Regions from separate parts of the Homo sapiens genome. Here region 1 is linked to region 2. A link is a loop called in an ENCODE intact Hi-C map of the cell type or tissue named here. Cell type or tissue: PC-9. All regions are shown on one strand. Each heading gives the region's core, and the rest is flanking DNA. Links, peaks and the distances in the headings are about the cores only. Region 1 has its middle 11 kb from the start of LINC02436. Region 2 has its middle 11 kb from the start of SLC25A4.

Region 1 (15,311 bases), core at 3,041-11,040, 95 kb before region 2:
GTAAGGGTCACTGGCCCATTCCACTCCCTGACAATTCTGTCGACTAGAATACCTGCAGTTGCCTGAACTTGCCGAGCTCTCCCCGGCCTTTGCGGAGACTCCTCCATCTCAAGTCATCCCACCACCACCCCAGCAGCCTCACCTCCCTTCTTTACCTGGCGAACTCCAGCTTCCTCTTTAGGGCGTAGTCTCCATCTCTTTTGGGAAGCTTCCTCTGATGCGCCACCTGCTCTCCTCCCGATCCCCATGAGACACTGCTATCTGTTTCTCTTCATAATCTGTGCACGACCCCTGCCATTCATTTAACAAATGCCTGTTAAGTGCCTGCGCGTGCCAGGACTGAGAGGACTGGAAGCAAGGCAAGCAATGTGCTGATAGCAGTTAGAGGCTATTCAGGAAGGCATTAAATACAGTAAGTAATTATTAAAGTGTGACAAGTCCAGAAGAGGAACTCTGGGGCATGGGCAGAGGGGATCCAGCTCAGAGGCTCTCAACTGGTTGAGGTGAGGCAGAGAAAGTTGCATTTCAGCTGATACCAGAAGAAAATGTAGGAATTAACCAGGTGAGATGGGAAAGAAAAGGAAGAAAGAGGTTTCAGGGAGACAGAACCTCTTTGTGAGGGCTCCAAGGCATGCAAGAAGCCCTTTTGAGGAGCTGGTGGTTGTCTAGTATGGCCTGTGAGTTGTTGGAAGACTGGATTAGATATGCCTTTCAATCTCTGGTTTCCATGTAGAGAAAGAACTAGAGAGGAGCAAGACTCGAGATAGGGACCAGTATTTGTAGCATTTACGTGGGATTCCTCTAGAAAGAGTTGAAGCCCAGTATGCACTTATTTCGGTTTCGTAATTCTGCACTATTTTTGACGGTTGACTCATCTCCGAGCTTTTTAATAGGGCACTAGATCATACTCATGTTTTCAACCCCAGAACTTAGCACAGAGTCTGGCACAGAATATGGGCTCAAGAACTGTCTATAAAAGACAAATGGAGCAATTCCTTATGGTAGCTTAAGCTCTAAGATGAGGCTCTTTTTTTTGTTGTTAAATTGAGTAGAGCAAGAATGCAACACAAAATGGAGTCTCTTACTATTTCTGATAAAATGTACATTTAAGGCCAGGCACAGTGGTTCACGCCTGTAATCCCAGCACTTTGGGAGGCCAAGGTGGGAGGATTGCTTGAGTCCAGGAGTTTGAGACCAGCCTGGGCAACATAGCAAGACTCTATCCTCAAAAAAGAAATATATATGTGTGTGTGTGTGTGTGTGTGTGTGTGTGTGTGTGTATAATTAAAGCAATAGCATCTTTATTACACAAACGCCAATTTCCAAACTTCAAAATAAATGACAAGTATTTTCCATAGTAGTGGCAGCAACTCAAAGATCCAACCACAGGTGAGGGGTTTCTGGTAGCCACTGAAATTGATCCTGAGGAAGAGTGTGCTTGACATGGAAATGATAACAATGACTTCAATAATAAAAATTATACATCTATAAGAATAGGGGCTGGGCGCGGTAGCTCACGCCTATAATCCCAGAACTTTGGGAGGCCGAGGTGGGCAGATCTCTTGAGGTCAGGAGTTCGAGACCAGCCTGGCCAACATGGTGAAATTCCATCTCTACTAAAAGTACAAAAATTAGCCAGGTGTGGTGGTGGCCATCTGGAATCCTAGCTACTCAGGAGGCTAAGGCAGGAGAATCACTTGAACCCAGGAGGTGGAAGTTGCAGTGAGCCAAGATTGTGCCACTGCACTCCAGCCTGGGCGACAGAGGGACTCTGTCTCAAAAAACAAAACAAAAACAAAAGAATAGGCCGGGCATGGTGGATCATGTCTGTAATCCCAACACTTTGGGAGGCTGACGTGGGAGGATCACTTGAAGACAGGAGTTCAAGACCAGCTTGGGCAACATAGCAAGATCCTGTCTCTATTTTTAAATGAATAAATAAATTAATAAAACAAAATAGGCCTGATGTAAACACGGCCAAATTGCACTGCTAAGTTATGGGGATAGGATTTTGAGTGTTAGAGAACAGAATAAAGAGAATGTAATGCTCATAAGAACTAAACACTTTAAAACATCTTTTTATTATAAAATAAAACAAAGATACAGGAAACCACACAAAGCAAATAGTGGCTTACTGATTTATCTTAAGGTGAACAGCCTTGTAACCACCACCCAGGTCAAGATAGAACTTTGCCCCTTCCCTGTGACCTCATCCCAACCACAACCTCTTTCTCCCCAGCTAGCTAACGATTATCCTGATTTTTATAGTAATCATTTCCATGGATGTTTTTAAAACATAGTTTTAACACCCAAATGCATCCCTGGAGAGTCCAGTTTTTGTCTCGCTCATTTGAAAGCATTTGGCATGTTTTTCAGATCTCTTCTAATCCACACATTTCCCTTCCATCTTCGTCATTTCCTTACAATCCATCTGTTGGATCAATATATTGGCTACTTGGCCTGGACAGTCACAGAGGGAGGATATTGCTGCTGGTGGAGCTGTAGTGAGCTCTGTATGTTCCTCCGTCTTCTCTATTCCTGCAGCTGGATCCAGAGGCTGGAGCAGACTCAGGTTCCATCCATTCGGCTAAACTAAGTGCTTTGTTTCTGAACAACTGGAATGAAGTATTAATAAGTCTTCCTTTCACTTTGGCCCCTTCAGAGTTGTTCCCAGCCTCACCTGTCTGCCTGCCTCCCGCGTTCCCGTTGCATCCTGTCCTGGGCCACCAGTCACAGACATGCTCTCCAGGCCCCCTCACACCCTTATTGGTTCTAACAGCTCGCAACGCTAATCGGTTCCTCTGACTTGGACAAGAGTGACTACCTCGTCTCACTTCCTTAGGCAGAGCTCTCTGGCTTATTGAGGTGGGAGTTTCCAGTCCAGTCTATTCACTCTGACACTTCACCTACAAAGTGAATAGACAGCGATTCTCTTTTTCACTCAAATACCTCAACCTCTTCCCCATTCGTTTCCCAAATATTACTTTCAGTCACATTGAAGGAAAAAAATTGACTTGAAAGTTTAAAACTGCTCCAATGACCTCATTTACAATTCTGACATGCAGCTTGAGATCACCTTTTAACTTCTGAATGCACTTTTGGCCCAGAGACATTTAAAATATCACAATTATTACCTATTACTGTCATTGTCGTATCCTATGATACAGCTGATCAGAAACGAAGTTTGATCCGGGTAGTGGATAGCTTTGAACTGCCATCCTAATAATTTAGATTTATGGAGCATTATTTTTGGAAGAATTAAAAGTGCCTTGTCAATACATTTTTCTGGAAGTGAAATAACAGATCCTAATTTTCAGACCAGACTGAGCCAGGCACTCAGTTCTGCCTACCATAGCACTGACACTCCATCGGCCTGGGCACCTCCCTCTCCTTCTCCCCCTTGCAGTCCATCACCAAAACCTTCAATCTTTCCACTTGTCTCCATATCCTGTGATACTCTCATAGTTCAAGCCACTATATCTCACCTTTGCCACAGCCACCTAACCGGACTCCCAGGCTACTTTTTTGGCTTCTCAGAATCTGTTTCCCACATAGCAGTCTGAGCGGCCTATTTAGGTGGAGTTTAGACAGTGTTTAACCTCTCATTGCTGCAGGTTAAACCCAAGCTCCTCCCCACAGCGACAGGACTGTGCTCCACTCTTGCCCTCCTCCCTACCCTCGTGGCTTTCTGCTTCCCACATTGCTGCCTCTGCACCTGCTACCTTGGTCTCCCCTGGTGCCTCAGAGCACTCCAGGCCTTATCAGCACAGGCCTTACAACTCCCGTCCCACTCCCCTCACCACGCTCACCAGCAGGTGTCAGCAAGGCTTTCCTGGACCACCTCCCCTTACCCACCCATCTATATCTGGCGGTAGAAACCTGTTGCTTTTTTCTCCTTCAAATTACTTACCATAATTAGTTTAAACTGTATCAAAACATGCATAATATAAAATCTGTCATTTTAATCACTTTCAAGTGAACTGTTCTGTGGCGTTACATTGCTGTGCAACTGAAACAGACCCAATAGTCCCATAAACAGTTTTTTTGTTTGTTTGTTTGGTTTGTTGGTCGGTTGTTTTTGATAAACATAGAAATAGACCCTTGTGGTCTTAAAGCTTAAAACTTACATTTGTTTTATCTGAGTTTTTTCCTCAGGAAAGGACTCCCAGGCCTCTCAAAAAGTATCAAAGAACTGAAACTCACCAGATCACTACATCCGGACAATGAGATCCAGGCCCCTCATTCACCATGATGGGTTCCTCACCCCTTCCAAGTTCCTGTTTTCCCATACATGGTTACATTTCTTCCCTGCTGTATAAAGCCCTAGTTTTAGCTGATCAGGGAGATGGATTTGAGACTGAGATCCCATCTCCTCAGCTGTAGCACCTAGTTAAAGCTTCCTCCTGGCAATACTCGCTGTCACAGTGGTTGGCTTTCTGTGCGGCGAGCAGCAGGACCTAGATCAAACCCCTGGCGTTTGGTAACACAACCATCACCTCCATTCATCTCCAGAACTTTTTCATCTTCTCTAACTGAAATTGTACCCATTAAACACTAACTCCCTATTCCTGCTTAGCCCAACCCCCTGGTAACCACCATTCTCTTCCTGTCTCCATGGATGAAACTACTCTAGGAACCTCATGTAAGAGGAAGCATATGGTAGCTGTTCATTTGAACTGGGTGCAGTGGCTCATGCCTGTAATCCCAGCACTTTGTGATGCCAAGACAGGTGGATCACTTGAGGTCAGGAGCTCGAGACCAGCCTGGCCAACATGGCGAAACCCCAGCTCTACAAAAAATACAATTACCTGAACATGATGGTGTGCACCTGTAGTCCTAGCTACTCAGGAGGTTGAAGTGGGAAGATTGCTTGAGCTTTGGAGGTGGAGGTTGCAGTGAGCCAAGATCATGCCACTGTACTCCAGCCTAGGCAACAGAGTGAGACTCTGTCTCAAAAACAAAACAAAACAAAAAAAGGTGCTCATTTGTAACTGGCTTATTTCATTTAGCATAATTTCTTTAAGATCATCCAGGTTGTAGTATCACAATTTCCTTCCTTTTCAAGGCTGAATAATATTCCATTGTATTTATATACCACATTTTATTTATCCATTTATCCATTAATGGACACTTAGGAGGTTTCCATCTTTTTGCTATTGTGAATAATGTTGTTATAAACATGGATATACAAATATCTGTTTTAATCTCTGCTTTTAATTCTTTTGTGTATATACCCAGAAGTGGAATTGCTGGGTCATACAATAATTCCATGTTTAATTTTTTGAGGAACCCCCATACTGTTTTCCGCAATGGCTGTGCCATTTTATATTCCCACCATCAATGCAGAGGGTTCCAGTTTCTCCATATCCTCACCAACACTTGTTATTTTCTGCTTTTTTTTTTTTTAAATAACAGCTATTCTAATGGGTGTGAAGTAGAGTCTCATTGTAGTTTTGACTTGTAGTTCTCTGAGGCAAATCAAACATTCCATTAATGTTAAACATCTTTTCATGTGCTTACAGGCCATTGGAATATTTTTGGAGAAATGTCTATTCAATTGACATTGAATTATTGTATGATCCAGCAATTCCACTTCTGGGTATATACACAAAATAATTAAAAGCAGAGATTCAAGTTCTTTGCCTATGCTTTTTTGTTGTTGGGTTGTAAGAGTTCTTCATATATTCTGAACATTAGCTCCTTATCAGATATATGATTTGCAAGTGTTGTCTTCTATTCCATGGGTTGGCTTTTCACTCTGTTGAGAGTGTACTTTGATGCATAAAAGTTTTTAATTTTGAAATCCAATTTATCTATTTTTTCTTCTATTGCTTGTTCTTTTGGTGTCATATTCAAAAGTAACTCATAATGTTAAGTTATATATTTATTTGAATGTTTTATTACATAAATGCCTGCCTTCATAGACTATAAGATACACAAAGACTGAAACCTCTGTTTTGGTCACCATCATAACCCCAGGACCTAGCCCGTGCCTGGTGACTAGTACGTGTTTCATCATATATATTCGTAATCTGATAAATGCATATCTTCTGATACTTTTAAATTGTGATGTTAAATGATACTTGATAACTTATACACTTATATGAAAAAATTTTGATTGACAAAGGTGATTTCTGTGTGATATTTAATTCTCACTGAAAATTCACACTAAATTAATTTAAATTAAGTTAATTTAAATCAAGCCATATATAAAGTTTCAAGAAGTGTTGGAGAAAAAATTTAAACACAACAGCAACTGTATCAATGGCATATTTTAAAAATATATTATTTTTTTCCAAATGTTTACAGACTAAAAAATGAAATGACTAGAAACACATCTTCCAGGTTTCAGTCATTTCATTTCAGATCTGATGTAACTTCATAATATGTTTCTTCATTCTTCTTTGGCAGGTATTCAAAAGTGGTATAGACCCGCTACTTAGATCAAACGAGGGGGACAGCTCCGGTGCCCTAAGTTAAGTGATAGCCCAGATCAAATGCTAACTCTCCCTTTCCTCTATGATTTCGTAAACCTTCAGGAGAAAGCTGACAAGTATTCATCTGCCTCGTAGATCAAACAAACCCACGAGGGATTCTCTTTCACTCTTCTGTGCTTCTGGGAATTAAAATAGAAGGGACTTGTATTGTCAGCTGCAAAACAGCAGGGGGAGCTCATGAGGTTTTTAAGGCAGCTATTACTCGCCACCCCACCACCTCCAAAAACATTGCATTAAGTATACACTTAACAGCACCAAGGAGAAATTCAAAGGGAAAAGGAAGTGCGAGTGAGCGCGTGCACACACACACAAACACACATGCACGCGCCTTCTAATGAGAGGTGAAAATGGACACAATCCATTTTATAATAAAGGACTGACAAACTAACACTTAATCCAGACCTCTGAAGCCACCTCTCAGACTATCCTTACTACCTTAACAGTCCAGCGTAGCCGTGGGTACCCAAGACCCCATCGCTGCTCTTGATTCTTGACCATCTTTCTCATGTGTCCAAACTAAATTCCTAGACAGCTGGCTTAAAACTATAGTGCTTAAGTTTTCCAAACGTGTTTTTAAATATTCAGTGAAATTCTTTTGGAGAACAACTTAAATAGTACTTTAAAAATTAGGTTATAAACCACAGAGTAGTTTTTAAAATACATGAACTATAGACCTTTGTCACTGAGGAGAAAGAATGAGGGGTCCAGGGTCTATATTGTGAGTTTTCGGGACAGGGTAAGAAGTCACTCCCTGTGAGGACAGAGTGGCCACAGAGGAACAGAAGAGTATTTCCTACTGGGGAGAAATCACAAGGGACACTGGTCTTGCTTGCCATGTTGTCCTTTGAGTCTTAACCCGGGACACAGGAATCAATGGTTAGCATTAATGAGTCATCAACAGCTCTCATTCTGAGGCCTAACAGAAAGCTAAGCTGTGAAGCCGTGGATAACCACACACAGGGACTCGGGCTGCTGATGGGCTTGCCAGGGCTAGGGTGGGATGTGAGGTCTTACCTTTGCTCCTCCTCTATCTACAAGTATGTCTGAATCACAGATGAGCGTCTGAGAACGCATCTTGAAACAGCTGTCACCTCTCCTAGAGGGGCTCATTTTTGGCATTGGGAAAACAGATTTTGGTGAGTGGCCGCAATGTCTTACAAATTCCCTGAAGTTCAGGGCCTTTTCTTGGTTTGTGATCAGTGTTTCCCAAAGAATACAGCTCTCTCCTCATGTCACTTCAGGATGACATGAGGATGACCTTTAAAATATTGTGAGTCCTACTTGTAATGGAACAATGAGACGTGGAATCGTGAAAGGAACTAGGATAAATATGTGACTATGTAGAAATAAGCTACTAGCTCTGTTTTATGCCATTGACTTTTCTATGTCTGAACACTTTTTCAAGGACTTTATAGAAAAGCAAATTGAAAAATAATAAAGTGTTTTCAATAAACTCCATCAAATGAATACATGCATAAATTATGCATAATTATAAATTATGATATTTAATTTTCCTTAAAAATTATCTATTTGTTCTCCCAAACTATATTATAATTTATTCGTTAGAAAAGCATATATTTTCAAAGAAAAACTGTAGTAAAGAAGGACAGTACAACATATTACCTTAAAAAAAACTCTTTAAACGATGTAAGCTTTCTTACCTCTTTAAAAGGAAGTACATATATTCCTGGAGGAGGCATCTGAAGTTCCTTTCATCTAGATCTTCAAATTCTTTTTTCTACTGCCTGATAGTGTTTGGAAACCAAATTTTTATTTATCTTAAGTAACTTTTGAAGAAAAAAAGAATAAAGGAAGCTTTACTTATTTTCTAAATACTGATTTAATTCAGTTTTAATAAGAGGAATCTGAGTATTAGGTTCCAATTTTTATGTGAATTACATAAAATATTAAAATTACCAGAAACTCCAAATTACAGTGATCTTGAAGAATTTAGAACAACCCAAGAAGTCAACATAGCTGTAGGATGTATTTCATATCAATATACTGGGCAAAAATTAGATATTATGTGTTCCTTTTTCTGTAATGTTGATCCAACTAAGTGTCACAATGAGTTAAGTAAAGCTAAGTCATGCCAGTTTGCTGGGACTTGATTTCCTCTTCAATAAAATGAGGGGTTTCAGTTAGATGATTCTTAGTTTTCTCCCAAGAGCTAACAATTAGAACTCTGGCCAGGTGCAGTGGCTCAAGCCTGTAATCCCAGCACTTTGGGAGGCAGAGGTGGGCAGATCACTTGAGCCCAGGAGTTCAAGACCAGCCTGGGCAACATGGAGAAACCCCATCTCTACAAAAACACAAAACTTAGCTGGGTGTGGTGGCTTGTGCCTGTAGTCCCAGCTATTTGGAAGGCTGAGGCAGGAGGGTCACTTGCGCCCAGGACGTTGAGCTGCAGTGAGCCATGATGGCACCACTGTGCTCCAGCCTGGGCGACAGAGTGAGATCTTGTCTCAAAAAAAGAAAGAAAGAAAGAAAGAAAAAGTACTCTGGCAACACAAGCATCCACCCCCAGTAGTTCTATTAAACTACATGAAACATAAAGGATCTACATGCTTAAGGGGCCTAGATTGCTCCCTAATTTTAGAACTAGATAGGTCATACCAGTATATAGCTAAGCCCTTCAAAGAATATGGTAGTGAGGGGAGAGCTGATGGAATTTGAAATGTCCCTTGGTGATAGAAACTCACTTGACAGCAACATAAACAAAGACTTAATAAAACAAGTAGTAAATTCACAGGAAGGAAGAGTAGCCCTAAAATTTACAAGTCTAGTAAGTCCCACACTTTCTGGGTTGATGGCTATCTCCTCCTGGCATATAGCTCAGTAACATATACAGTATCTGACAAAGATGGCCTCTGTTAGGCTCTTCTCATGTGCTAGAAGTCCTTATTATTGACCATACCAACCACCAGTAGAATAACAGACACAATGGTAATCCCAGCTATTCATTCCCGCACTGTTGGCTCTCGCCATACACAGGTAAGAGGGCTATGCAGAATGATTCTCCAGTGGTCAGGATTCGGATCCAAGGATGTGCTTGCCAAATTCCCTTGTCATTATGGAACTGAGGTTCAGAAAAGGACTCATAAGTTCAAAGTTGTTGTGGCCTCTGGAAGAGCACAGGGGTCTTTCCCCACTCACCCCCTCCCTTTGGGAGGGATAGGTCGGGACATTGCCTTTCACTCTGGCCCCCAAGGCATTTTATCATTCACTATAAGAGTGGATGAAATATTTATTCTGTTGAGTTAAAAGGTCTTGAAGTAAGTTATGTCTAACTGGGTGTTCACTGATGATGACAAATGTTGAGATGTTGGGTATGCTAAGAAATGATATGACAAATGGGAATACCCTAACCCTTTAGACCACCCGTTTTCAAGAGATTCTGAAGGACAGGTGGACAAGATGATGAAACACAGCAAGTAAACACTTCCAGCAAGAGGAAGGTTCAGCCCTAACTACAAAGCAGGGCTTGTGCAAGCCACACGGGGCTGATGGAATCTCCTTTCACCAAGTTCGGGCAGTGCGAACAGCGGAACCAAAGCGGGTCAGGAGAATGGTTCAGCCTGTTTTCCCCGAGCTCAGTCCCAGGCCTCAGGTCTATTCCAATGTAAGAGGCCAGAGCACAGGGGGCCATTTCTGAAGAACCAGAGAAAAGTGGGAACAGGACTGAAGAACCGTGACAGAGGCCGGACTGCAGAATTGCCGTGTGTGGTTGCCCACGCTGGCACCACACCAATGAACCAGGACTAAGGGATGCGTGGGGCTGGATGCTGCTGTTTATTATTAGATGCATATTTTGCTACTCCTGGTGTTTGCTGATATAATAATAGCTTTATAGAATGTCAAAGTCGATGGTAATCATCTTCTAAAAGTTCATTCGATATCCAATTGTTAGTTTATCTATGCCTGATTGTTTTCTTTCTGATTTTTGCCTTCTGGCTGAGGAAGCTACCAGGAGGTTAAGAGTAGGACCTCACTGATTGGTGCAGCATGATCCATCTAGGATCTACTATGATGGGAATTTGAAGAACCTTAGCATACTTTTTCACGCATGCCACATAACACTTACCTTTTGCAAATAGTAAAAGATGTTTTTATTTAACCACATTTTTGTCACTAATCTTTAGTTATTTGTTACTTTATCATTACTCATCATTACTTAAATATATGACCAGTGAGAATATGTAGAAAATACGTACAAGTGCAAAGAAAAAAGTCCTCAAATTTTGTCAAAATCAACCGTGAACCTTTTCATGTACCATTTTCACTCTGCCCTCTGTGTGTGTACACGTGTGCATGAATGTATAAAATGGATTGTATTTTCATCCTAGTAGGCCAACTATGGAGACAAGGAGAATGGAAATAAAGGTTTCTTAAGAACTATAGTGATCTTGGGAGTGACCTTGGGTGTGTGACCAGGCAGGATGCAAAGGGCTTCAGTAGCATCTGTAAAGTTTGATTTCTTAGGAAAAAAAGAGCTAGGCCAGGCGCAGTGGCTCGTGCCTGTAATTCCAGCACTTTGAGAGGCTGAGGTGGGCGGATCACTTGAGATCAGGAGTTCAAGACCATCCTGGCCAACATGGTGAAACCCCGTCTCTGCTAAAAATACAAAAATCATCCAGCTGTTTTGGTGCATGCCTGTAGCCCCAGCTACTCGGGAGGCTGAGGCAGGAGATTCGCTTGAACCTGGGAGGTGGAGGTTGCAGTGAGCTGAGATCATGCCACTGTACTCCAGCCTGGGGACAGAGCGAGACTCCATTTTAAAAAAAAAGAAAGAAAAGAGCTAAAGCAAATTTGGCAAAATGTTATCATCATGGAATCTAGGCAGAAGTGAATGAGCACCTGCTGTATCTTTCCATATATTTTCCTATGCATTTGAAATATTTTATAACTTCCAAAATAAGGAAAGACTAGGATTGCTGTTCTGACAGCACATGCTGCATTTATGGCACTTTGACCATTTCTGGGCTCTCTGTTTGCTGCATGCCGAGACCAGCTCGGTCTGGGAGACCATAAACCAGCAGCACTAGAGGAATTAAAGACACACACACAGAAATATAGAGGTGTGAAGTGGGAAATCAGAGGTCTCACAGCCTTCAGAGCTGAGAGACCTGAACAGAGATTTACCCACGTATTTATCAACAGCAAGACAGTCATTAGCATTGTTTCTATAGATATTCAATTAACTAAAAGTATCCCTTATGGGAAATGAAGGGATGGGCTGAATTAAAAGAATAGGTTGGGCTAGTTAACTGCAGCAGGAGCATGTCCTTAAGTTAGGCACAGATCGCTCATGCTATTGTTTGTGGCTTAAGAATGCCTTTAAGTGATTTTCCACCCTGGGCGGGCCAGGTGTTCCTTGCCCTCATTCCTGTAAACCCACAACCTTCCAGCTTGGGCATTAGGGGCCATTATGGACATGTTTCAGTGCTGCAGAGATTTTGTTTATGGCCAGTTTTGGGGCCAGTTTATGGCCAGATTTTGGGGGGCCCTGCTCCCAACATGTCCCGCTTCTCTGATTTGCAAATCAACAAAAGCAAAGGCAGCTTTGTCATGGTGAGCTACTTCTTGCAGGAGTCAGGATCCACATCTGCAGACTATACAAAGACAAACAACACAGATTAAAAGCACAATCATCATTGAAATCACAGAGCGTCCCAGTGTTTTTATCCATTTTCAGCTCCTTTAAGCACTCCAGGTCCTGGAATTAAGGTCAGGTGTGCCTGGGATGCTTTAAATATTTGTTCTTTTCATTTTAAATCCTTATGTTAAGCTCCTAGAGCGGCCCATATCATTTGAGGTTGAGGTGCCACTATACCACCATGCTTCCAGATAATAGGAACTTTTGCTGTACTTCTTATCATTTCTACCACCTGACCGTTTTGTTCAGATGATCTGAACATAGTGTGGCCGTGGCACGCAGACTGAGAGGTGCAATTCAAGCTAAACATCCCCTTAGGGGACCAATTAATAATGATTCCATAGGAATCTTGTGCAGCACCTCTGCCTGTTCTGCAATGCAATCTTCCTAAACAAGTACGTTCATTTTTTCTAACTGGGTCCAATCCTGTTTACAAATAGGTTTTCGAGGGCGGTATGCCTCAGTTACAGGATCAGATTTATTATGGTAAATACTGAGATCGGAAAGCATGTGTAACTGTGTCAGAGTGATTGCATCCAGGCATTATTGCCAGCCAAGATTGATACATATACCCAATAAGTATAATTGTTTGCTGTGTCAGCCCTTATTGAAGGAATACTCACGGCAGTGGTGATAACCGCTATCATGGCTACCATTACATTACTCATTGTGACTGGTTGTCCCGCTTTCCTCAGGTTTTCTTCCGCCATCTATGACAGCTTCTTGATCTGTCCCCAGGTGGGTGGCTGTGTTCAACGGGTGTTGCTCGTGACAGGTGGGGTCCTCCTCAGCATCGGTCTTGACATGGCTGCAACCAGGGGGTCCTCGGGATCCTCCTGGAGTCTCTTCCTTGGCATCTGGCTCATGACAAGGTTCCAGGTGTCTTGATGGTATCCAAATCAGCTGTTGATTTTGGCCTGGAGTAATACAAGCATAACCTCTACCCCAAGTTATCATTTTACCTATTTCCCAACTTTTTGTTATTGGCTCTCTCCACCAAATCAATTGTTCTGCTTCTGTCTTTGCAGCTGGTTTCTGTAGATGCTGTTCAGCTGCTGAGAACATCTGTCCTTTGGGCAGGCTCAAAAAATTAAAGTTAATAATGCTAGGTTCAGTTGCATCTGCGGTGTTCCATATTCTCTGTCTCCCCCCTTCTGCTTTTGCAACTGCTGTTTTAGGGAAAGATTCATTCTTTCCACTATGGCTTGTCCTTGAGAATTACATGGGATAAGAGTAATGTGTTTAATATTCCACATAGAGAAAAATGTACCTAGAGCTTGGCTAGCATAGCCTGGGGCATTATCTGTTTTAATAGAAGCTGGAATGCCCATCACCACAAAACACTGCAAAAGGTGACGTTTAACACAGGCGGAAGACTCTCCTGATTGGCATGTAGCCCAGACAAAGTGAGAAAAGGTGTCCACACATACATGTACATAAGCTAGTCTCCCAAACGAGGGAACATGTGTGACATCCATTTGCCAAAGAGAGTTAGGTTCCAGTCCTCGAGGGTTAACTCCTCCTGTAAAAGATGAAGAATGTACCATTTGGCAAGTTGGGCATCACTGGACAATAGCTTTAGCTTCTTTCCAGGTAATGCTGTATCTGCGTTTGAGACCAGAGGCTTTAACATGGGTTAAATTGTGGAAGTGTGAAAATTAGATATTGCATTAGCGCCTAGGCGATCAGCCATTTGATTCCCTTTAGTCAAAGGTCCTGGAAGAGGTGCATGAGCCCTAATGTGAGTGATGTAAAAAGGGTGCATTCTACTTCTAACTGCTGTTTGCAATTGGATAAATAAAGTCATCAGTTGTTCATCTGTATGAAATCGTAACTGAGCATTTTCAATTAACTGCGTGGAATGAACCACGTATGAAGAATCAGAAATCACATTAATAGGCATATCAAAAGCAGTCAATACCTCAATTACAGCTACAAGCTCTGCTTTTTGACCTGAAGTATAGGACGTCTAGAAAACTTTATTTTTTGATCCAAAATAAGAAGTTTTACCATTACTAGACCCATCTGTAAAAACATTCTCAGCACCTTCAATTGGCTTAAATTTAATTATTTTAGGGAGAATCCAATTAGTTAATTTCAAAAACTGAAACAGCTTCGTTTTAGGAAAATGATTATCGAGAACACCCACAAAGTCAGCTAAATGGGCTTACCAAGTAAGACTATTTATAAATTTTATAAAAGCTTGCTGTATTTGTGCCTTCGTGAGAGGGACAATAATTTTTCCAGGATCATATCCACGTAATTTAACAATCTCAGTTCTCCCAATTCCTATCATAGTAGCAATTTTATCTAAATAAGGAGTTAGAGTCCATGAATTAGCATGTGGAAGAGAAAGTCACTCTGCTAAGCCCCGTTCTTGGACAATAACACCAGTAGGTGAATGCTGATTTGAAAAAATTAGCAAATCTAGAGTCTTCTCTGGATCTATTCTATTTATTTGAGCCTCATGGACTTTCTTTTCAATCAGTTGTAACTCGACCTCAGTCTCCTTTGTTAATTGCCGAGGGCTAGTAAGACTAGGATTTCCTCTAAGGATAGAAAACAGATTACTCATGGCATAGGTAGGAATGCCTAGAGCAGGTCGTATCCAATTAATGTTCCCTAGTAATTTCTGAAAGTCATTTAATGTTTTTATTGATCCCTATGTATGGTTACTTTCTGTGGCACAATGGTAGTGTCATTTACTAAGGTCCCCAAATAGGATTAAGGAGTAGTAGTCTGAATTTTGTCAGAAGCTATAATTAAACCAGCATGAGAAATCGAATTTTGCAAGTGATCATAACATTGGAGTAATATTTCTCAAGTGGGAGCAGCACAAACTATATCATCCATATAGTGAAAAATGTAACACTGTGAAAACTTTTTACGAGTAGGTTCAATTGCTTGCCCCACATACATCTGGCAAATTGTGGGATTGTTTAACATGCCCTATGACAACACTTTCCAGTGATAACGCTTAGCAGGCTGCAGATTGTTTACTGCAGGAATTGTAAATGCAAACAGTTCACAGTCTTGCTCAGCTAAGAGGATAGTAAAGAAACAGTCTTTTAAATCTATGACTATTGAAGTCCAATTTTTTGGAATTATAGCAGGAGAAGGCAATCCTGGCTCTAATGCTCCCATAGGTTGGATAACTG
Region 2 (15,311 bases), core at 6,439-14,438:
CGGCCCTGGAAGATTATTTCACGGGTTTAAATCATTCCAATAGGCTTCATACAGGGATCAAATTGATTGGGTAATTATAAATGCCCATTTCATTATTCTGGTTGTGTAGAGAGATAATTTTGTTGTTATTGTTTTGGAGACAGGGTTTTGCTCTGTCGCCCAAGCTGGAGTGCCGTGGCACGAACACAGTTCATTGCAGTATCAAATTCCTGGCCTCCAGCAGTCCTCCCTCCTTGGCCTCCCAAAGGGCTGGAATTACAAGCGTCAGCCACTGCACCCAGCCTACAGAGGGAGTTTAAGCCCAGCTAGTTTGTATGGGTTTTGTCTCTTTGTATCTTCAGCACATTAAAGCAAAGTCACTTTGGTAAACAGCAAACACTCAGATGATCTGCTTGTGTACACTGCAGTGACTAAGATGTAGTTGCTGCCCTCCAAGGTCTAACACCTGGGTCTGAGTGGTGGTGTCCAAAAGACCATCAAGGTGGCTAAAGAGTAGAAAGGAGAGCTTTATTGGGATATCAGTTTGCAAAATGGGAAGAGATGGTCTCCAGCATGGACAGAAGGCGCTCTCTCTTTGAAGAGGGAAAGGGCAGGCTGGGTTTTATGCCTTACAGGGTCTGTATCACACAATAGAGTCAGAGATATTCAGCAAACTTGGGGTAAAAGCTATACATGTTTATAAGGGGTGCTGAGCACATACACAGTGCACATATGTTGGGAGCAGTCCCCCCAAAATCTGGCCATAAACTGGCCCCAAAACTGGCCATAAACAAAATCTCTGCAGCACTGTGGCATGTTCATGATGGCCATAAAGCCCAGGCTGGAAGGTTGTGGGTTTAGGGGAATGAGGGCAAGGAACACCTGGCCCGCCCAGGGCAGAAAACCGCTTAAAGGCATTCTTAAGCCACAAACAATAGCATGAGCGATCTCTGCCTTAAGGACATGCTCCTGCTACAGTTAATTAGCCCAACCTATTCCTTTAATTGGGCCCATCCCTTCTTTTCCCATAAGGGATACTTTTAGTTAATTTAATATCTATAGAAACAATGCTAATGACTGGCTTGCTGTTAATAAATACGTGGGTAAATCTCTGTTCGGGGCTCTCAGCTCTGAAGGCTGTGAGACCCCTGATTTCCCACTTCACACCTCTATATTTCTGTATGTGTGTCTTTAATTCCTCTAGCGCCGCTGGGTTAGGGTCTCCCCGACCGAGCTGGTCTTGGCAACATACATACATATAACATATATCGCATGTTCACTTTGTGGTGGTGTTTTACCATTAAAATGAGGTGGGGCCAGGCACGGTGGCTCACGCCTGTAATCCCAACACTTTGGGAGGCCGAGGTGGGCAGATCACCTGAGGTCAGGAGTTCGAGACCAGCCTGACCACCATGGCAAAGCCTCGTCTCTACTAAAAATACAAAAATTAGCTGGGCGTGGTGGCGGGTCCCTGTAATCCCAGCTACTCTGGAAGCTAAGGCAGGAGAATCGCTTGAACTCTGGAGGCGGAGGTTGCAGTGAGCCGAGATCGTGCCGCTGCACTCCAGCCTGGGCGACAGAGCAAGACTCCCTCTCAAAAAAAAAAAAAAATAATAATAAAATAAAAAATAGAATGTGAGCAGCAGGACGGAGGAAATAGGACACATTCTGTAGAAAATAGGGAGACACCCTACAGGCCTTCAAGCAGGAAAGTAACACTTCAAAGGAATGCAGACCGAGATGAAGGTCTATTTCCTCCCACCAGCACTGGTGCCAAGTCCAATGCCTGATTTTTTTTTTTTTTTTTTTTTTTTTTTTTTTTTTTTACAGAGTCTCACTCTGTCGCCCGGCTGGAGTGCAGGGGCACGATCTCGGCTCAGTGCAACCTTTACCTCCAGGATTCAAGCTATTCTCCTGCCTCAGCCTCCCAAGTAGCTGGGTCCACAGGCCCCCGCCACCACACCCGGCTAATTTTTTTTGTATTTTCAGTAGAGACAGGGTTTCACCATGTTGACCAGGCTGGTCTCGAACTCCTGACCTCGCAATTTGCAGTCTCCCAAAGTGCTGGAATTACAGGGGTGAACCACCGCGCCCAGCCGATTTTTTTTTTCTAATTTTAGATTCCGAGATACATGTGCAGGTTTGTTACCTGGGTATATCGCATGATGCTGAGGTTTGGGCTTTTATTGAACCCATTAACCAAATAGTGAACATGGTACCCGATAGGTCGTTTTTCAGCTGTTGGCCCCCTCCCCCGCTTGCCACTTTTGGCGCCCAAGTGCTCATTGTTCCCATCTGTGTGTCCACAGGTTCCCAATCTTCAGCTCAGACTTACAAGTGAGAACATGCAGGATCTGGTTTTCTGTTCCTGGTGCTAATTGGCTTAGGACATGGCCTCTAGCTGCATCCATGTTGCGGCTAAGGTCAAGATTTTGTTCCTTTTTATGGCTGAGTACCTGGTGATTTTTTAAAAGAAAAGTTTGCTGAACTGAACCAATTCACACTGAGGCCTGCACGGTGGGGCTTCTGGAAGCAGCACTCTTGCGGAGGCTGCGACCAGGACCCAGTTGGAGGCGCCTGGGTGTAGCGCCTAGGCAGGGAGAAGCCCCGGAGGACGAGGCCTCTGACCGGCCGCAGCACTCAGTTCCCGGCACCGCGGTGAGGACCGCGCCCGCGCCACGCGCGCCGAAAGGACTCCGCGAGCTCCTGCAGGTAACGGGCTCGGTGCAGTCCGGAGCCCAGACCAGGCAGTTGCTGAGTTATGTCCGGGCGAGATCGGTGTCCTTCAGGGTGGGAGGCTCAGAAACCCAGCGCGCGAGCCTCTGGGCAGTGGTAAGGGCGGGTTGGGAGTCGGGTTCGGCGAGTCCAAAGGAGGCTCCCGGGCTGCAGAGGCCCCGGCAGGCTGTCTCCGCCCCACGAGCCCCTTCTCCTGCGGTCTCCTGGACTGCGGCGACGAAGCGTCGGGGCTGGGGCTCCAGTCGCCTGGGGATGCGCTGCGCGCCCAGGGCGGCTTCGGGGCCCTGAGGCGGGACTGAGGGTGCGGGAGGGCGGAAGGGGGCGCGGACGCTCCGGAACTCACGGTCCGGGCTGAACCAGGGCTTGGAAGACCCTCGGGAAAGTACGGGCGTTCTGTGTCCGGGATGTGTGCTGCGGGTCGGACTGGGGGTTAGGTTGAGAAGGGGGCACTAAGATTTACTTTATTTTATTTTATTTTATTTTATTACTTATTTATTTATTGAGACAGAGTCTCTCTCTTGTCGCCCAGGCTGGAGTGCAGTGGCGCGATCTCCGCTCACTGCAAGCTCCGCCTCCCGGGTTCACGCCATTCTCCTGCCTCAGCCTCCTGAGTAGCTGGGACTACAGGCGCCCACCACCACGCCCGGCTAATTTTTTTGTATTTTTTGTAAAGATGGGGTCTCGCCATGTTGGCCAGGCTAGTCTCGAACTCCTGGGCTCAAGAGATCCTCCCGCCTCGGCCACCCAAAGTGCCAGGATTCCAGGCGTGAGCCCCGCGCCCTCCCCTTGCGGAGATTCGGCCTGGAAAGCTCCGCGGCTCTGGCCGGCACCGGTTTCCTTCCCGCCTCCCCGCACTCCCACCCCCGCTCCTAGTTCAGAGCGCTGGTGGCGTTACCCACAGCCGCGGAATCCCCTTTACTGTTCCCGGAGGAGCTGCGAGGTGGAACTGGCCGCGCGGTGGGGGCTTTCCCCGGCCCCGGGACGAGCACTCAGCGTCCCCTCCCCGCGACGCTCCCTCGGAATCCCGGGGAAGAGCGCAGCAGAGGCGGGGAGGAGGCGCGAGCGGAGGGGACCGACTTCCACCGCACCTGGGTGTCGCCAGCCCCGCCTGGCCCTCGGCGCCGGGACCCCGACGCACCCCGCGCATAGCGACTGGTGGCCTGGTGGGGGACTGCGCCTGCGAGGCCTTCTTCGCGCAGAGATATCGGGGTTCTCTGAACCCCAGAAATGGGCCTGGCAGGGGAAGGAAGCTGCAAGAAAGGAGTTAATCTGCAGGATGCTCAATTCTTTCTATGACAAATCGCTTCACTCCCCGCTCGGCAGGTCAGAGCTAGGGGTGACCGAGTTACGCCGCGGGCGCTGCCTGAGCAACGCTTTCTACCGCGGTCCTAGTGTCTCCGCTCCCTGGAAATAAATACTGAGCGCTGACTGCATACCTCTTTATGCGGCTCGCGGAGAACAGTTAAACAGGTCCCTGCACGAGGCCGTTCTAGTTAGTATGTCCCTATGACGCCTTTGTCTGCTACTCAGGTTGAATGTCCCGTTTGTATCTTAGTGGACTTGGCGGATGGTAGGCGCATGTTTAGCCTTAGTGGACACTACCAAATGGCTTTCCAAAGTACCATTTTATTTTTCTGCCAGCAATGTGGGAGAATTCCAGTTGTTCCGCGTTCTTACCAGCACTTGGCGTTCTGTCTGTTTTAATTTTAGCATTCTGGAGTGTGTAGTGGTATCTCACTGTTCTTGTTTAGGTTGATTCATGTGATATTGCTGTTAATGGGCCACTTTGGGGCTTATTGGCAATTCCTTCTCTCTCTCTCTCTCTTTCTCTCTTTTTTTCTTTCTTTCTTTCTTTTTTATTTATTTATTTTTTTGAGACGGTGTCTTGCTCTTTCGCCCAAGCTGGAGTGCAGTGGCGCGATCTCGGCTCACTGCAAGCTCCGCCTCTTGGGTTCGCGCCATTCTCCTGCCTCAGCCTCCCGAGTAGCTGGGACTACAGGCGCCCACCACCATGCCCGGCTAATTTTTTGTATTTTTAGTAGAGACGGGGTTTCACCGTGTTAGCCAGGATGGTCTCGATCTCCCGACCTCGTGATCCACCCGCCTCGGCCTTCCAAAGTGCTGGGATTACAGGCGTGAGCCACTGCGCCCCGCCCCTTTTCTTTCTTTTTTCACAGAGTCTCGCTGTGTCGCCGAGGATGGAGTGCAGTGGCGCGATCTCGGCTCACTGCAATCTCCGCCTCCTGGGTTCAAGTGATTCTCCTGCCTCCGCCTCCCGAGTAGCTGCGACTACAGGCGTCCACCACCACACCCAACTGATTTTTGTATTTTTAGTAGGAACAAGAGTTTCATCATGCTGGCCAGGTTGGTCGCGAACACCTGACCTCAGGTGATCCGCCTGCCTGGGCCTCCCAAAGTGCTGGGATTACAGGCGTGAGCCACTGCGCCTGTCCTTTATTGGCTATTTATTTATTTCTTTTATTTATTTTTGCGATGCAGTTTCGCTCTTTTTGCCCAGGCTGGAGTGCAATGACTCGATCTCGGCTCACTGCAACCTCCACCTCCCGGGCTCAAGCCATTCTTCTGCCTCAGCCTCCCGAGTAGCTGAGACTACAGGCCCACGCCACCATGCCCAGCTAATTTTGTATTTGTATTTTTAGTAGAGACGGAGTTTCACCATGTTGGCCAGGCTGGTCTCAAACTCCTGACCTCAGGTGATCCACCCACCTCGGCCTCCCAAGGTGCTGGGATTACAGGCATGAGCCACCGCGCCGGCCGGCAATTTCGTATGTTTCAACCTAATAATCTGCATTTGCCTGGTGAGTAATGATGGTGAACACCTTTCCAAATGCTTATTAACTATGGGTGTGATCTCTTTTGTGAAGCCTATGTTTCTGTTCAAGCCCGATCTATTTTTAGGTTAGGTTACTTGTGTTTTTCTTTTCTGATCATCTGTAGTGTAAACCAAAGAGTATCTGAGACAAGTCTCAATTTAGAAAGTTTATTTTGTCATGGTTAAGGCCACACCCAAGACACAGCCACAGGAGGTCCTGGCGACATGTACAAAGGTGGTCGAGGTACAGCTCGCTTTTATACATTTTAGGGAGACATAATACATCAACCAATACGTGTAAGGTTTATATTAGTTCTATCTGGAAGAGCAGGACAACTGGAAGGAGGAGAGCGGCTTCCAGGTCATAGGTAGATTTAAACATATTCTGATTGGTGACTGTTCATGGTGGCGGCTCATGCGTGTAATGCCAGCACATTGGGAGGCTGAGGCGGGTGGATCACTCGAGGCCAAGAGTGCCAGACCAGGCTAGCCAACATGGCGAAACCCTGCCTCTACTAAAAATACAAAAATTAGCTGGGTGTGGTGGCACACGCCTGTGGTCCCAGCTACTCGGGAGGCTGAAGCATGAGAATTGCTTAAACTGAGAGCCAGGGGCTGCAATGAGCAGAGATAGTGCCACTGCACTCCAGCCTGGGCTGCAGTACAGGCCCTGTCTCAAATAATAATAACAATAAATAAATAAACCTATTTTGATTGGCAATTGGTTGAAAGAGTTATTATCTATAGAAAGGAATGGTTATGATAAGGGGTTGTGGAGACCTAGGTTTTATCATGCAGATAAAGCCTCCAGGTAGCAGGCTTTAGAGGAAACAGACTAAATGTTTCTTATCAGACTTTAGGTTGATGTTAATGGTGGAGGGGTCGAAGCCCCACTTCTTGTCATGGCCTGAACCACTCTTTCAGGTTAAAAGTGCCCTGGCCAAAGAGGAAGGCCCCGAGGTTGGAGGAGGAGGGGTAGTTAAATTTTATTTTTGGTTTACAGTAGTTTGCCTTTTCACTCTGAATGGTGTATTATGAACTGAATTGTGTCCCCCTAAAATCCATCTATTGAAGCCCAAATCCCCAGTATCTCAGAAAATGACTATCTTTGGAGGCAATTAAGTTAAAATGGGTTGTTGGAGTGGGCCCTAATCCAATATGATTGGGGCCCTTATAAGAAGAGATTAGAACCCAGACACGCATGGAAGGCAGACCATGAAAATAGAGGGAAGGCAGCCATCTGCAAGTTAAGCAGAGAGGCCTCAGGGGAAACCAAATCTGCCAACATTTTGATCTTGGACTTCTAGCTTCCAGAACTGTGAGAAAATAAATATGGTGTTTAAGTCTCCCACTCTATGGTATTCTGTTATAATGGTCCCAGCCAACTGATGCGGAGTGTACTTGATAAATAAAAATTCAATGAAGTCGAATTCATCAATTTTTTCATGGTTAATTTTATAATTGTTTAAAAAAATTGTGTAAAATCCATTCTCAATTTAAAAAAAGGTTAAGAAAAGAGAATAAAAATCAATAGTTTTTAAAGGTATGGCCACACAAAGAAACAATGTATAGCTAAAAACTAATATCACATTTAATGAGGAAACATTAAAAATATTACAACTAAAGTGAGGACAAATACAGGCTATCAGTATCTCCACTACTATTTAAAATTATTCTGAGGATATTGGCTGATGCAATTACACAAAAGAAAAAACCAAGGAACACAAATTATAAAGAAGTAAAAATGGTCATTATTTACAGGTGATTTGATTTCTGAACTGGAAAACTCAAAGGAATCAATTGAAAAACTGTTGCAACAATAATGTCAGACTTCTTTAAGATGACTCAGTTCAAGTATTAAAAAAAAAGTCTTTCTGTATACAAACAACTCCTTTGGAGAAATAAATAGAAGAGGGTATACTATTTAAAATAGCACCATAAAAGAAAACATCTCTGAATAAAAGCAACAAGGATATCCGTTTTCTTTGGAAAGAAATATTGAATATTATAAAAATACAAATGCTCCTTAAATTAGTCTTGTAATTGAATGCAATCCCAATTAGAAATAATTTTTACATTAGACATGGTAGTACTGATATAACCACCATTTGACACCCATTAGGATGGCTACTATCAAAAAATAGAAAATAACGGGTTGGTAAAGATGGGGAGAAATTGGAATCCTTATGTGCTGTTGGTGAATGTGTAATGGTACAGCCACTATGGAACACAGTATGGGGGTTTCTCCAAAATTGAACATAGAATTATGTGATCCAGTAATTCCACTTCTGGGTATATAACCAAAAGAATTGAAAGCAAGATCTCGGCCGGGCGCGGTGGCTCACGCCTGTAATCCCAGCACTTTGGGAGGCCGAGGCAGGCAGATTACAATATCAGGAGATCGAGACCATCCTGGCTAACACGGTGAAATCCCGTCTCTACTAAAAATATTTTAAAAATTAGCCAGGTGTGGTGGCAGGCGCCCGTAGTCCCAGCTACTCGGGAGGCTGAGGCAGGAGAATGGCGTGAGCCCGGGAGGCGGAGCTTGCAGTGAGCAGAGATAGCGCCACTGCAGTCCGGCTTGGGCGAAAGAGCGAGACTCTTTGTCTCAAAAAAAAAAAAAAAAAAAAAAAAAATCTCAAAGAGATGTTCTTCACCCACGTGCATAGGCAGGATTATTCACAACAGCCAAAAGGTAGAAGCAACACTGTCAGTGGATGGATGTATGAATAAACAGAATGCAATACATACATACGATACTACATTCAACCTTAAAAGGGAAGGAAATTCCAACATATGCTGCAACATATAGAATGAACCTTAAGGACATTAGGCTAAGTGAAATATGCCAGGCCCCAAAATTACATACTGCATAATTCCTCTTATATGAGATACCTAGAGAAGTCAAATTCATGGAGACAGAAAATGGAATGGTGGTTGTCAGGGGTGGAGGGATAGGGGAATAAGGAATTATTTAATGGGTACAGAGTTTCAATTTTGCAAGATAAAAAGAGTTCTGAGGATTGTACAACAATCTGAATGTACTTAACACTGCTGTAATGTACACTTAAAAATTGTTAAAATGGGGCCAGGTGCGGTGGCTCATGCCTATAATCCCAGCACTTTGGAAGGCTGAGGTGGGCAGATCACTTGAGGTCAGGAATTCGAGATCAGCCTGGTCAACATAGTAAAGCCCTGTCTCTATTGAAAATACAAAAATTAGACAGGCATGATGGCACACACCTACAATCCCAGCTACTTGGGAGGCTGAGGCTGGAGAATTGCTTGAACCTGGGAGGCGGAGGTTGCAGTGAGCCGAGATCATGCCACTGCACTCCAACCTGGGCAACAGAGTGAGACTCCTTCTCAAAAAAAAAAAAAGTTAAAATGGTCAATTTCAGCCAGACATGGTTGCTCATCCCTGTAATCCCAGCACTTTGAGAGGCCAAGGCGGGAAGATTGTTGAGCCCAAGATTCAAAACCAGTCTAGGCAACATAGCAAGACCCCATCTCTACAAAAAATATAAATAAATAAAAATTAGCCAGGTATAGTGGAGCATGCCTGTGGTCCCAGCTACCGGAGAGGCTGAGGCTGGAGTATTGCTTGAGCCCAGTAGGTTGAGGCTGCAGTGAGCTGTGATCACACCACTGTACTCCAGCCTGGGCAGGAGTACAACAGCAAGGCCCTGTCTCAAAAAAAATTGAAAAAAAAAAAAAAAAAGGTCAGTTTAATATTATGTGTATTTTACCACAATTTTTAAAAGAAACACCCCCCCCTCCCCAAAAAGAGTTCATTCCTTTTTGTGTGTGTGTGTAGAGACAGGGGGCCTCACTGTGTTGCCCAGGCTGCTCTCCAACCCCTGGCCCCAAGCAATCCTCCTGTCTTGGCCTCTTAAAGGGCTGGGATTACAGGCATGAGCCACCCCACCCGGCCTATCTTTTTACTTTTGACCTATGTGTGTCTTCATAGTTCAAGTGCCTTTCTTGCAGCAGCATATACTTGGGTCTTGCTTCATTTTCCCCATTTGAAAATCTCTGCTTTGACTTAATTATTTCCCCTATTGTTTTAAGACTGCACTGTATGTCTTCTTAAGAGTAGAAAGGGTTTGGGTTTTTTTCCCTTAATTTTGTGTACTATTGACAGATCTTTGATAAAAATTAGAAACTTAGAATACTATTCTGAGAATAGCTATGTGTGACCTCCCTCTAGTGGCCACATTGAATAATGTTATGAAATGCAAGCATTTCTTCAGAGCTGAGCTTCTCCACGGCAAGCTATGCACATTGAACTATTAATTTGACTTCATTGTTGTCTGCAACTGTGTATAAACTGGTATCACAGTCCTGAGAGACACTCAGTGCCTAAATAAGCCAAGAGGGGGAAACTTGGCCTCCTTGGAACCTGGAAAAATAGTAGCCACCTAAAATAATTAATAACAATTACGGTGTCATTAGCCCTTTAACATGTAATTCAGAAACACATGTAGTAGTTGGCATATGATAGTTATGGTAAATAAGCAATGGAAACGATTAATTTCAAGGACATGTAGAAGGAGGACAAATAAAAAGTATAAAATAAAATGGCAGAAATAAAATTTTAAAATATGGGCAGTCATTCCTTTGCAACTTCTTTTGAATCTATTTCAAAATAAAAATTAAAGAATATCAGTGGTAATAATAAATGAAAAATGGATCCAAACTCTATAGTAAAATAATGAGAATTTTTCTGAGCACGTGACACATTCCTGTAATCCCAGCACTTTGAGAGGCTGAGGCGGGCAGATCACCTGAGGTCAGGGGTTCAAGACCAGCCTGGCCAACATGGTGAAACCCCATCTCTACTAAAACTACAAAAATTAGCCAGGTGTGGTCGCGGGTGCCTGTAATCCCAGCTACTCAGGAGGCTGAGGCTGAGGCAGGAGAATTGCTTGAATCTAGGAGGCAGAGGTTGAAGTGAGCCGAGATCACAGCACTGTACTACAGCCTGGGCGACAGAGCGAGACTCCATCTAAAAAAAAGGAAAAAGAAAACGTAGAGGTTTACAGGGGATATACTTATACAGAATGGTTGAAAGTAAAGAGTTAGAAAAATATAAACTAGGCAAATACAAACCGAAGGAAAACAAATAGCTCTATTAATTTGTGTGTGGGGTGGAAGACTTTAAGGCAAAAGGTATTACTACAGATAAAGAGGGCCACAACTTAATGATAAAAAGTTAAATTCACCAAAAAGATATAACAATTCAAATATTGTATGCTTTTATTTTTAATGAATTAATTAATTAATTTGAGATGGAATCTCACTCTGTAGCCCAGGTGGGAGTGCAGTGGCGCTATGTTGGCTCACTGCAACCTCCACCTCCCAGATGCAAGCAATTCTCCTGCCTCAGCCTCCCTGGTAGTTGGGACTACAGGCATGTACCACCACACCCAGCTGATTTTTGTATTTTTAGTAGAGACGAGGTTTTACCATGTTGGCCAGGCTGGTCTCGAACCCCTGACCTCAAGTGATCTGCCCGCCTTGGCCTCCCAAAGTGCTGGGATTACAGGAATGAGCCAATGTGCCTGGCCTATTTATTTATTTATTTTGAGACAAGGTCTCACTTTGTCACCCAGGCTGGAGTGCAGTGATGCGATCTTGGCTCACTGCAACCTCCGCCTCCTGGGTTCAAGCGATTCTCCTGCCTCAGCCTCCCGAGTAGCTGGGATTTAAAGGTGCCTGCCACCATGCCTGGCTAATTTTTGTATTTTTGGTAGAGATGGAGTTTCACCATGTTGGCCAGGCTGGTCTCAAACTGCTGACCTCAAGGGATCCACCTGCCACGGCCTCCCAAAGTGCTGGGATTACAGGCTCACCGCGCCTGGCCCTTGCATGCCTTTAAAAACAAAAGGCTTGAAATATATAAAGGAAAATTCAACAGACCTCAGGGAGAAATTGATAAATCTACCATTAAAATGACTATTGTTTTATATGGCAGGCAGACACATAACAGAAGATCACATTTCTGCTAGTATAACTGCTCTTCATTTATATGATGAAATTCCATATACCTACATTTCACAGTGCTGCACAAAAATGATGGCGGGTTCCAGGTGCTCCCTCATTGGAGAAATCTGAGAACCATTGACCTAGATATTAAAGTGCATTATTTTCCTATTCATTCCACAAGCGGTTACTGAAAGACTATTGTGTTGTGTTGAAGGCGTAAAGTTTACACATTAAAGGAGTCAGTTGCTGTACTTAGTTTAGCTATTTAATATAAATTCGTAGTTCATAAGCTTTTTTTTGTTGAGAGATGGGGTCTCCGTCTGTCACGCAGGAGTACAGTGGCGTGAACACGGCTCACTGCAGCCTCCATCTCCTGGGCTCAAGCGATTCTCCCGCCTCAGCCCCCACAAGTAGCCCAAGTAGCTGGGACTACAGGCGCACCATCATACCCGGATCATTTTTGTATTTTTGTTTTTAGAGATGGGGTTTTCCACACTGCCCAAGCCGGTCTCCAACTACTGAGCTCAGGCAATCCGCCCCCCTCAGCCTTCCAAAGTGCTGAGATTACAGGTGTGAGCCACCGCGCCCGGCTTCATAAGCCAATTTCACAAAGATTTATAGAGAAAACCACCCTGAAGTGCCCCCCCCAAATGCGCCTGGCGCACACACACACACACACACAGTTAAATCTCAGTCTCTTTCTTAAAGAAATGTGCTTGCTAGAACAAGGAACAGTAATGAGTTTCCAAAATTCTGATGTCTTCGGTTATATTGTTTTTCAAAAATAAGAAAAAAATACAGTAAGTACAAATATTGGTCCACAAACTCAGCTGGGCAAGGCAACTTAATTTCTATTCAGACTCCATTCTGTCAAGCGGTGGAAATAATCCGGGTCCCCGTTTCTCTCCACTGCTGTCCCATGGATGACTAAGAAGGCGAGGAGAGGGGCGCGTGGTCCGGGTCTTCATCTGGCCGTGCTGGCACCCGCGGCCTGGCCCGCATTCGCTTCCGGTCTTCAGTCTGTGCTCCATCAAGGGTGTTCTTTCAAGGTCACACTTTCCTTTCTTCCAACCCTGAGGCTCTTCAGGCCTGGCTTGCTGTCAGCGGACTGTGGTGGCCTTGAAAAGGAAACGTTATTCTGCTGCTCCTGCGCCACATTGGAGACATTAAGAGCAGGAAAAGCTGAACGGGGCTCTCTAGGGACCTTCACTCCAGCAGGCTGCCTTCATTTTGCGGACTATGGACACAAGCAAATCCCTCAGGTACCAGGGATCTGTTCTCCGTCTCCCTCATTGCACTTGGATCAACCCTGCAAGGCTGCCTCTGCCCTGTGTGCTGAAACACCGCCCGGCCGTTTCTTCCCCTGCATCTGTGCCTCCCTGGGCTGCGCAGAATACAGGCCCCTCCTTCCCAGGGATCCACACGAGCCTCACATTCTTTGCTTTCTCTCTAACTTTCTTCCTTTCTCTCCAGGTTTGGGAAAACTTCATATAATCTTTGTAAGAGTAGCTGAGCAGGAAGTTTTTTGTTTTTATGGAGATGGAGTTTTCGCTCTTGTTGCCCAGGCTGGAGTGCAGTGGCGTGATCTCCGCTCACCACAGCCTCCGCCTCCCGGGTTCAAGTGATTCTCCTGCCTCAGCCTCCCGAGTAGCTGGGATTACAGGCATGCGCCACCACGCCCGGCTAATTTTGTATTTTTAGTAGAGACGGGGTTGCTCCATGTTGGTCAGGCTGGTCTCGAACTCCTGACCTCAGGTGATCCGCCCGCCTCGGCCTCCCAAAATGCTGGGATTACAGGCGTGAGCCACCGTGCCCGGCTGTGTGCAGAAAGCTTTTTGTTTTCCCTCAAGTATTCTACGAAGTCCACTGGGCTTGAGTTTTTTCTCTTCCTTTGGAAATTCTAATGCCGAGAATAGACTCTTACTTCCTCTGCTTCCTGAATGTTTTCTTTTTCCTGTGGCAGTGACACAGAACGTCTAGCTGACTATGAGGAAAGGGTCATGAGGTAAAAGAACGCATATGGAAGAAAACCCTTATTCATTAAAATAGCAAAATATTGTTCTTCAGTAGTACAGATGATAAAAAATAGTCTCTGATAACATTTGTTGCCTACTGATTTTAATAATAGAAATAAAGCATGTTTTTAAAAATGATTGATAGGATATGTGAAACACAAAACACTAGTTCAAAATGTGTTTAGAAAATGGACCCAGTCAGCTCCAGGTGAGTAACGGTTTTATTCACAGAGGTTGCCCGTGGGCAAAACTGGAAGATGCCAGCCTGGAAGGTGTGTGGTTATGGTCGGAAGGCATTATTATGCAAGCATAAACATTAGCTTCGTTGTGTTGTATGATACTCAATGTGCTTGTTGGACTCTTCAACAAAGTAAAGAGAGGTGCTAAGATTGGAAGTGGGAAAAGAAAGGTTCTGAATCTGTCTGGGAAGTGCACGGGGTCCGCCTGTGTCTATCAGGGGTGTGCTACGGGGGTCCCCCAGGCCTCCCTGCCTCCAGCAACCAAGAGGCCAACCTGAATCAGTTTCCCCCGGAAGCAGAGTGCCTTCTAGGAGAAGTCCCTCTGTCTTTTCTATGATTCAAGGGCTCCTCTGCCCCCTCAAATCACCTCCTTTAAATAATAAGGCGCCAAATCCTTCTAACAAAACTTTTTGTTTCACGAACATTCATAAAACGTAAAAAGTACAAGTTCCGGTGGAGGCAACACACTGAAAGTCACTCTGCTGGAAGTACAACCAGAACCCCCTCTTGGGTCCTTGTCCTTGCCAGGCTGCGTTGGAATTGCCTGTAGGCACCACAGCTATGTCTGTTCCTGGCATGTAAGCTTCTCCACATAGCCTGGGCAACATAGCAAAACCAGGAGACCACAGCAAAACCTGCAAATTAAAAAATATATATATCCGGGCATGATGGTATGTGCCTGTAGCCTCAGCTACTCAGGAGGCTGAAGCAGGAGGATCCCTTGTGCCTAGGAGTGCATGGTTTCAGTGATCTGTGATTGTGCCACCGTGCTCCAGCCAGGGTGACAAAGCAAGATGCTGTCTCTAAAATAAATAAATAAATAAATGCACATATAAATATCTTGATCCTCTTCGCTTAATGCTGAAACTTACCATGTGAACAAACACTAGTAGTGTGTTCTAATTCCTAATACTTTAAATGTACACTTGCACACAGGCATTATGTTATCACCACCATTAGCACATCCTTTATTGTTTTTCTTTATTCCTTGTCACTCTTACTCTTTAGCAACTTCCATTCTCTATTCCCAGTTTGGTAAGAGACTAAGTCTATAAGAGCTTCCACTAAAATTCCAAAAGGCTAACTTTCCACCCTGCTCTCATTTCTACATGGCCCTGTTCCCACCAGCATCTAAGATCCCATCCACGATTGAAAGTAGAGTTTCTTCTCATCTCCTAGATGCCTTGTCCATTCTCCTGCTGGAAGAAAGCCACTAAGTACTGGGTTGGGCGGGTGGACACATGTTCTGCCGAGCGCCATTCTCTCCCCTGCCTGTGTAAGTGATACCAGGATCTTGTGACCACAGGCAGCTCATGCTCCCGAGGGCATGTAAGGCCTCTCTTTTCTGAGAAAGTCCGTGGAAGCAGAGGACAGTGTATGAGTTTCCATGGAAAACCTCTTGTCAAGGATTCCAGCTATGACTCCTTCTATAGAACAGGATAACTGGAGAGTAGCCAAGGAGAAATATATCTCCCATTTAGAAAATATCCAAAACTCTGATTGGTAAAATTAAGTGTAACA

What was found. Peaks named below come from ENCODE experiments on the same cell type or tissue, not always from the same donor. Only the 100,000 strongest peaks of a DNase experiment are listed, where the experiment ranks them.
Region 1: a loop joins it to region 2, with 9 times the contacts of the local background. A loop is called at or near these places in 86 of 110 quality-filtered maps.

Annotation. Positions count from the first base shown.
Region 1 is chr4:185,033,294-185,048,604 of GRCh38, forward strand. No RefSeq gene overlaps it. Among named protein-coding and RNA genes, the nearest start is that of LINC02436, 11 kb to the right of the region's middle. In PC-9, for the core only: CTCF peaks have their summits at 6,679 (motif pointing right) and 6,880; no DNase peak of the experiment used is centred there; H3K27ac peaks cover 378 bases.
Region 2 is chr4:185,124,865-185,140,175 of GRCh38, forward strand. No RefSeq gene overlaps it. Among named protein-coding and RNA genes, the nearest start is that of SLC25A4, 11 kb to the right of the region's middle. RefSeq lists a silencer at 3,772-3,871 and an enhancer at 3,843-4,386. In PC-9, for the core only: a CTCF peak has its summit at 9,752 (motif pointing left); no DNase peak of the experiment used is centred there.